3 separate regions of the Mus musculus genome follow, and regions 2 and 3 are each linked to region 1. A link is a loop called in an ENCODE intact Hi-C map of the cell type or tissue named here. Cell type or tissue: left cerebral cortex. All regions are shown on one strand.

What was found. A loop is a pair of places that touch in the nucleus more often than their neighbours do. Peaks named below come from ENCODE experiments on the same cell type or tissue, not always from the same donor. Only the 100,000 strongest peaks of a DNase experiment are listed, where the experiment ranks them.
Region 2: it touches region 1 in a loop (2.5-fold over the local background); 2 of 42 quality-filtered maps call a loop at or near these places.
Region 3: a loop joins it to region 1, with 5 times the contacts of the local background. A loop is called at or near these places in 2 of 42 quality-filtered maps.

Annotation. Positions count from the first base shown.
Region 1 is chr3:131,592,157-131,594,656 of GRCm38, forward strand. The region is part of intron 5 of Papss1 (3'-phosphoadenosine 5'-phosphosulfate synthase 1); the gene reads left to right. Among named protein-coding and RNA genes, the nearest start is that of Gm36917, 5.8 kb to the left of the region's middle. In left cerebral cortex, a CTCF peak has its summit at 1,184; DNase peaks (open chromatin) are centred at 1,219, 1,450 and 2,381.
Region 2 is chr3:131,807,320-131,809,819 of GRCm38, forward strand. No RefSeq gene overlaps it. Among named protein-coding and RNA genes, the nearest start is that of Gm29865, 85 kb to the right of the region's middle. In left cerebral cortex, no CTCF peak of the experiment used is centred here; a DNase peak (open chromatin) is centred at 1,059.
Region 3 is chr3:131,918,151-131,920,650 of GRCm38, forward strand. The region is part of intron 1 of Gm29865 (a long non-coding RNA gene); the gene reads left to right. Among named protein-coding and RNA genes, the nearest start is that of Gm29865, 26 kb to the left of the region's middle. In left cerebral cortex, no CTCF peak of the experiment used is centred here; a DNase peak (open chromatin) is centred at 1,532.

The sequences.
Region 1 (2,500 bases):
GAGAGAGGAGTCATGAGTGCAGTTGTCGAAGTCACCCACTCTCTGCCAGCTGCTTATATAACCTGGGGTGCCTCTCTTCATGCTCTGTAATTGGTCAGAATGACTCGGGAGAGTATTGATTGTTGCTAATTGGTTTATTATCAATTCAGGAAGAGCTTTATGGACGGGATGTATAGGGTAGTGTGGGGCATAGTGAACCAAGTTTCCATGCCTTCTTTTGGCTCTCTGTTTTAGCACCCCTGCATATAGAGCGGCCCAGAAGCCTTTGAACTCTATCGTTTAGGGGGTACTCATGGAGGCTTCCTCTGGGCAGTGACTAGTGGAGTAGGCTAGAGGTGAGGCTGCAAGATACCAGCCTGCGAACAAGGTAATCGTTCTGCTGACAAAACCCAATCCTGAAGCTGTCCAGGAGACATCAACCATGAATTTCTCCATATGAAAGATGTTACCACTTAGGGGATTCAAAGCTCATAGTTCTGTGCTAGGACCTGGGGACAAAGACCAAATATATAATGGGTTTTGCACTATGCTGTGGCTTTGGGTAGAGAGAAGAAGCGAGCACCTCCTGGGACTTTTGAGAGAATGAAGGAGCTTAAAAGGCTGTGCCCATGGGAACAGTAGTGGCAGATTTTGTTTTTGTTTTTAAAATTACCACTGTTCTGGGGAGACTCTCCTTAAAATGGCTTCTACCTGTTTTATTTTATTTTCAGTTTTCTGAGACAGAGTTCTTCTGTGCAGCTCTGCTGTCCAGCTCTGGCTGTCCTGGAACTCATTCTGTAGACCAGGCTGGCCTCGAACTCTCAGAGATCCTCCAGCCTGTGCCTCCAGAGAGCGGGGATTAAAGGTTTGTGCCACCACCACCCATCTTTAACTGGTATTCTTAATTTACTGTCACCAGGGAAGATAAATATTTATTTTGCATTTTCAAGAAAAGTGGGGTATTACAGCCATGAGGTCTTTTTTATGTGAGTACTTTAGATTCTAATTTCTCTTCCCGTCTGGTTGCTCCATACAGTCACTCACATAAAAATATACATGTCTCATCCTTTATCCGAGGACTGTTGTTTTCTTAACTTGATTCAAATGCAAGCATTTATTCAAGACAATAGAAGACAAGTAAGCGGGTGGCTTTGTCTTTTCTTTCCACTACCCCTTGAGTGGTCACTAGATGGCCTGCTAGTATTGCATTTTAACTTGGCCTGTGAGAACACAAGGGAGCAGGCTTCTTGCCGCTGGTTTTAATCTAAAGTGATATTTTAAATGCTGTTTTTAAATCTACCAGGAACTCTGGATTTACTAGTGCTATAAATTATTTAAAGGTTTGTCTTCTTACAAAATGGTGGGTTAGTGCTCTAAATGGATTTTATACTGCACATAAAAACCAGACTCTGGAGCTCGGTTTTAAAGTGCTGCCAGGATGTCGTTTGCTCGTGCTTCGGATGCATGGAGTTGAGACGATAGAAACTTAATAGTTGCATGAAAATGTGCACGGACGGGCCCCAGCATTCAATCTGCTGGGCAGATCTGGCTCCAGACGAAAGTGCAGCAGATACATAGAGAAAAAGCCTTGAAGCGTGGAACCACTGTCTGTTAACATGCTCCGGCTTCTACAGGGAGAGTCAAATGAGAGGACTAGAATCGCTAGTTCTGGGTGATGATTGAGCGCCGTGCCCACCAGTTTCCAAGCAGAAAACAGTTGCCCGAACAAGGATGTGGGTGTAGCATCCGTCAGTCTGAGGTCGTGTTTAGTCAATTAAAAAAGAAATGGGGTGTCCATCTTTTAAATTGAATAAGTATTTACAATTCATAGCATGTAATTTTCTGTACTTGAAGGTATAAAACGCAACCATCATGATGGGCAAATGTGTGAACTGTTCACTGAGCTCTGCTTGGACACTTGGGCAGCCTGAGTCCCTATTTCTCTCACACTGGAACATGGGGCCCTCTTAGATGGGTGAGGTGTCTAGGTGAAGACTTTCTCTGGCTAGCCATCTGTTTGTTTGTTTGTTTGTTTGAAAGGAAATTTGCTGAAATACAATGGATTATGTGAACGATAAGAGAGACATGGTGTTTCTGATAGCTAGGTGAGTCTGTGGAAATCCTAAGGAATCCTAAATAAAACAGTCAATTCATGTGGCAGGGACTCCACGTTCTGTCCCTTAGGTAGCCAGTCTCACTTCGAGCGAGTATCAGTCCTTTTGGGTGTTTAGTGCTGGTTTTAGAGACAGAGGTTTGGATTAGAATGTGGTAGAAACTGGCTGTGTCTGCATTTAAAATAAAAAAAAAAAAATATGTGTATGGGTGTTTTGTCTGCAACTCTGTCTGTGCACCATGTGTGTGCCTCGTGCCTGCAGAGACCAGAAGGCGGCATCGGATCCCCTGAAACTGCAGCTACAGATGGCTGTGACCCGCCATGTGGATGCTGCGGATTGAATCCAGATCCTGTGGAAGAGCAGCCAGGGCTCTGAGCCGCCGAGCCGGCTCTCCAGCCCTGTGTCTG
Region 2 (2,500 bases), 220 kb after region 1:
ATTGGGACTAACCTGAGGAACTTGTTTGTAATGTACCCACTTCTTTCAAGCCCCTATTTCTGAATACAGTAGTTTACACGTTATGAGAGTGAGATACTGGTGTTTCTTCTGGAAATTTCCTACTATACTGCACCGCTTCTTTGGGCTGAAGAACCTCCATAGACAACTGTCAAAAACTCTACTGGGGAAAAACTAAAAAACTCACTGGGGCTAGACCATGAGGCAGGACTAGTAGACACAGATCATATACTGTAGGATCCACTAGAAGCATACATCTGGAGAGACGCTCACGGTGCTGAGAGGAGGTCTCACGTGGTACCCCAAGCCATCCAAGCTTAAAGAACCAATGTATTTCTCAAGGTAGGGACACAAACTGGCCAGGTGTGATTCAGCTGAGTCCTTTGCTGTGTTTAGACGCTGGTCTCTGAGGAATAGACTGAGTCCATAGAACTGATCTTGCAACTGGAAGGGAGAGCTCTGAGGGAGGAGGAAGGCATTTTGGGGGAAGAGTGCGCATCCTCCAAACACAAAGGGTGTTGGAGTGAACACCCATGAATAGAGAGAGCTTTTGTTAGTTTCTTTGCTCTATTTTTTTTTTTTTAGAGAAACAGATTTTGCTTTGTTGAAGTCAGTTTCCTGCTTGCGAATTTGAATTTATTTAAGTGTAAAATAAGAGTGAAGTACAAATGAAACATCCTCTTCTCTCAGGTCCCACTGAACTGGACTGAACATTCGGCTGGACCTTAGCTGGGCCGTCTCCAACTATGTTAAATGACGCTGGTAAACGTGGTGCTGTCTCGTCTCATTGCAAACCATTTGCTCAACTTTTTAGGGTTCATCACTGAAATCGCCTCCAAAAAATGCTAAAGTGTATCTGAGGCTTTTCCCGATAGTGATCAGCACAATTGAGAATAAATCAAGACCTTCTTTTCCTGGCGAAATAAATTCAGTGTCACAAGTCTGGGTCAGAAACTAGGTTTACGACAGGGCGTCCCGGATGTCTCTGCAGCTTCCTCTTTGCATCAGCTGCCAGAATCCAGTCGACTAGGACCAGATGGTTGCCAATCTGTGCAGCTGCTCATCCAGGCCTTCTCCTCCTGGGATAGCTAGGGGCTTGGCTAACCTGCAGCCTTCAGAAGACGCTCACTGTATCCTCCTCCACCAGGAAAGGAAGACAGGTGGAAAGATGCCCTGCCTTATAAAGACAGGATCTCCACACCTGCATTTAAACCGATGGGCTGAATTTATTGGATGTTGAGAGCATGAAATCGTGAACCAGAGCAGATGAGCACTGTTCCTGCAGGTTCCAATGCTCCCTTTTCTTCCTGGCTCACTTTCTGCTCTCACGTTGAAGGACATAGCCTCCTTCCTGGGAGACTTTGCAGAGCTCTATAGTTTTGATTCTTTCTAAAATTATCCATGGACCCAACAAGCTTTTGGTTCATTGCTTTGTTATTCCCCATGTGGGATAATGGATGCAAACTTCTTCCTTCCATCTTTTGTAAGTATTTGTTTTACACATGTAGGTTCACTGTGACCCTTGCTGTATAGTCCAAGACCACCATGGAGATAACTTGTAATGGAAGAAGAAAGGATTGATGGAAGTGGGTTGTCTTCATTTCCAAGTGCTGATTCCTAGGTACTAGGTCCACACGCTCAAACTTGGGAGGTTAGGCCTCCGTCATCTCATTTCAGACTATGGGAGACCAACTGTCACATTATAAATGGAAGACAATGGTCCTAGAGGCTTTGACAAGATCACTGGCCCAATTCTTCCCTGACCCGAGCTGTTTTGCATCCCCTCCCTTGTCTTATCTCTCCTCAAGAAGGTTTTATCTTGCATGTGCAACTTCAGGCATCTCACTGGGACAGTCTGAAGAAGGTAGCTGAAGGAAGCCAGGCTTAATTCCAAAGCTCTGATGGATAGCAGTTGAAGTTAGCAAATCTACCGTACGAATTCTACTCGATGCTTTATTCTCAATGATGGAGCAGATTATGTTGTGCAGAGACAAAAATCTACACCAGGATTCTTGGGTCCCGAGTTCTGCTTCGTTATGCATGGCTTTGTTTCCATTGGCACTGCACAATGCCACATTTTTAAGAATCCTGTAGGAGGATCGCGAGGAAGACACAAAAGATATCTTGGACATCCTTTTAAAAAGTTAACATTTTAAAGTGATTTAAATGTAAGCAAATCAGAGACACATGGGTTACATTTCCCTTAGAATACATATGGGTTTGGAGAATTAAGGGAAAAAAGGCTTGGCACATTATGGTCGGGTATAACTGAATGCAAAACATTCAGGGAAAATATTTAGTGTTCCTTTTTCTTTTCTTTTCTTTTCTTTTTTTTTTATATTTTCTTTTCTTTCAAGCACCGAAAGCAGGGGAGTAGTCATCTGCCCCCTTCTCCTGTTCCTGAACGACGGGGCCTATGTCAGAGGCTTTCCAGGTGAGAGTCTATAGGGTCTTTGGGTTTCTTGGCCCACAAGCTACCCTT
Region 3 (2,500 bases), 330 kb after region 1:
TGTGCAGCATGAGGAGCTGTGGGAAAAGAGAAAAGGAGGGGGGAATGTAGATATTATAATGAAGTGAAAACTGTAAACCCTCATTAATTAAAATTTAAACAACTATGCCTGCTTTGGCAGCACGTGCACTAATACTGGATGACAGATTAGCAAGGCCGCTGTGCAAGGGTGGCAGGCGAATCTGTGAAGTGTTCCATCATTTCTCATTCAACTAAGCAAGGCACATGTGAGCTCACAGAGACTGAAGCAGCAAGCACAGGGCCTGCTGTGTGGGTCTGCACCAGGTCCTCTGCATGTTTATTGTAGCTTTTAGATTAGAATTTCTATGGGGCTCCTGACTGTGAGAATGAGTGGGTCTCTGACTCTTGTGCTTGCTCCTGGGACTCTTCCTCTTGTTGGGTTGCCATGTCCAGCTTTGATATGATGTTTTTTGCTTTATCTTATTATATTTTATTTTGCCATGTTTGGTTGTTACCTCTTAGAAGCCTGTTCTCTTCTAATAAGACAGAGAAAGGGAGGCAGGGAGGAACTGAGAGGATTAAAGGAGGGAAAACTATAAGCAGGTAAGGGAAAAGAACACATTTTCAATAAAAGGAAAAGTGGAAAAATTAAAAAAATATAAAAATAAACTACTGGATTTAATGTTGCTTCTTTGTCCATGCATTTATGGTTGAACACTAGGGACTGGACAACTTATTATGGGGAATTTTCTCTGGGAAAAAGAAACTGACTGTCTATAGCTCTTTATTTAGGGGTGAATCTCTTGAAATGTTCCCTATCCACATCGGCATGCTGGCTGGTGGTGTCACTGTGTAGGTCTTCTTTAGACAACTCTGTGGTTGAGATTTCGGGAGTACGGCTTCACTGTCCTGTCTAGACGACACTATCTTAACAAGAGGTGCACCGCCCCTCAAGCGCTTACAACTTCTCTACCTTCTCTTCCTTGATCTTCCCCGAGCTGCCGGAGTAGGAAGTGTGTTTTAGATGCGTCCATTGCTGTATTTTATGTTCTGTTTCCTCAGATGAGCAAACAAAACACAAAAGGAGGTAAGGATGGGTACTTTTCTTAACACAAGCACCTTTCAGGATGGGGTTCACTTTAAAAAGAAAATCCCCATTGATAGGCCTTAGGCTGGGCCATTTCTCATTTAATTATTAAAGAAATCATACACGCACATCCTGCTTTCATTTCTTCTTTATCTGCTGCTCTTTCGTGAACAGGGCTGTGATTCCGATTTGTGGCTGGGTGTCGGTGATGGGTAACTATTAGCCATTCAGCCGCTTTGACACTTTACTGTGGTAGCTGTGGTTATTTCAATGCCGGGTGGCAGAGCTGTCTCTAAAACCACCTCTTTATTCAGCCCCGAGGATGGATTGCCTGTGGATCGCCCACGGGAGGGCTTTTTAGCCGGCCCTTGGCATCAGCTGTGGCAGCCCTGGCTCTGGTTCTGAAGGGTCTCCTGTGCCAGATGAAACGATTCCATCGGTCTCTTTGATCTGATCCCGTTTGGTCAGCTGGGAAAGCGAGCTTGTTCCTTCCCCGCTCTTCTGCAGCTCCAGGTTGGCTGCTGGCCCTCTGCTGTGGTCTCTTCTCAGGCCATGGGGTTCTAGCGAGCTCCTCAGCTGCTAGACTGACACGGAGGCCTTGTTCTGGCACTCTCCCTGATCTGTGCTGCCCAGTGCTGGCCTGGCTGCCTTGGGTTTGTGTTTCTCTACAACGTTGTTGCGGAGTTTCTTTGCTCCTGGCAAGCTCCGGAATTCCCCAGCAAGCTTGAGGTGTAATCACATTTCAACTGCTGCTCTGATACGAGGCACCAATTAAATGGAGATGAAAAGGCAGAAATAGGTTCAGAGACAGGGAGCGAAAGCAAATGTATAGTAACTCCACGGGCCGGGTAGCAAGAAGATGACAGGCCCGCTGAGGTTTGGATTTTAGACTGAAGTTTGGAGGGGTGAGAAGATTTGTTTTAGTACGTGTGCTTGCAGTCAGAATGAGCTTTCGGCTTGCAGTTGAAAGGAGCTGCTCATAACTGCGTATCAAGGAGCTGCTGAAAGCACCTCATAAATAGAGGGAGTTAATGTGTATTGCTAGAAGAATACTAAAACAGAGAAGGAATTAATGAAGCAGGTTTGCGGAAACCCTTTCCCAATCTCCTCCTAAAAGCAACATTCCCTTTTTCTCACCTCTGCAGGATACTATATAGTGGTGCAAATCCATTTTTCATGTACTATATTGTGCTACAAACCAGGCTGGTGTATGCTGTATGGTTTTACGGTTGTATTAAATTATATAGCAAACAGAAGGTCTCCGTGTTGTAGATCTACTAAACAAGCAGAGCGTGTAAGCCGGGCAGAAATGCTAACAAGTGAACTTGGAATGAAACAAGGTTGTTAAAGAGGATGGCTTCCTTACACACACTTTCTGATATTTCTTACCATAGCTTATTGTAATATATGTATCTCTCTCTCTCTCTCTCTCTCTCTCTCTCTCTCTCACACA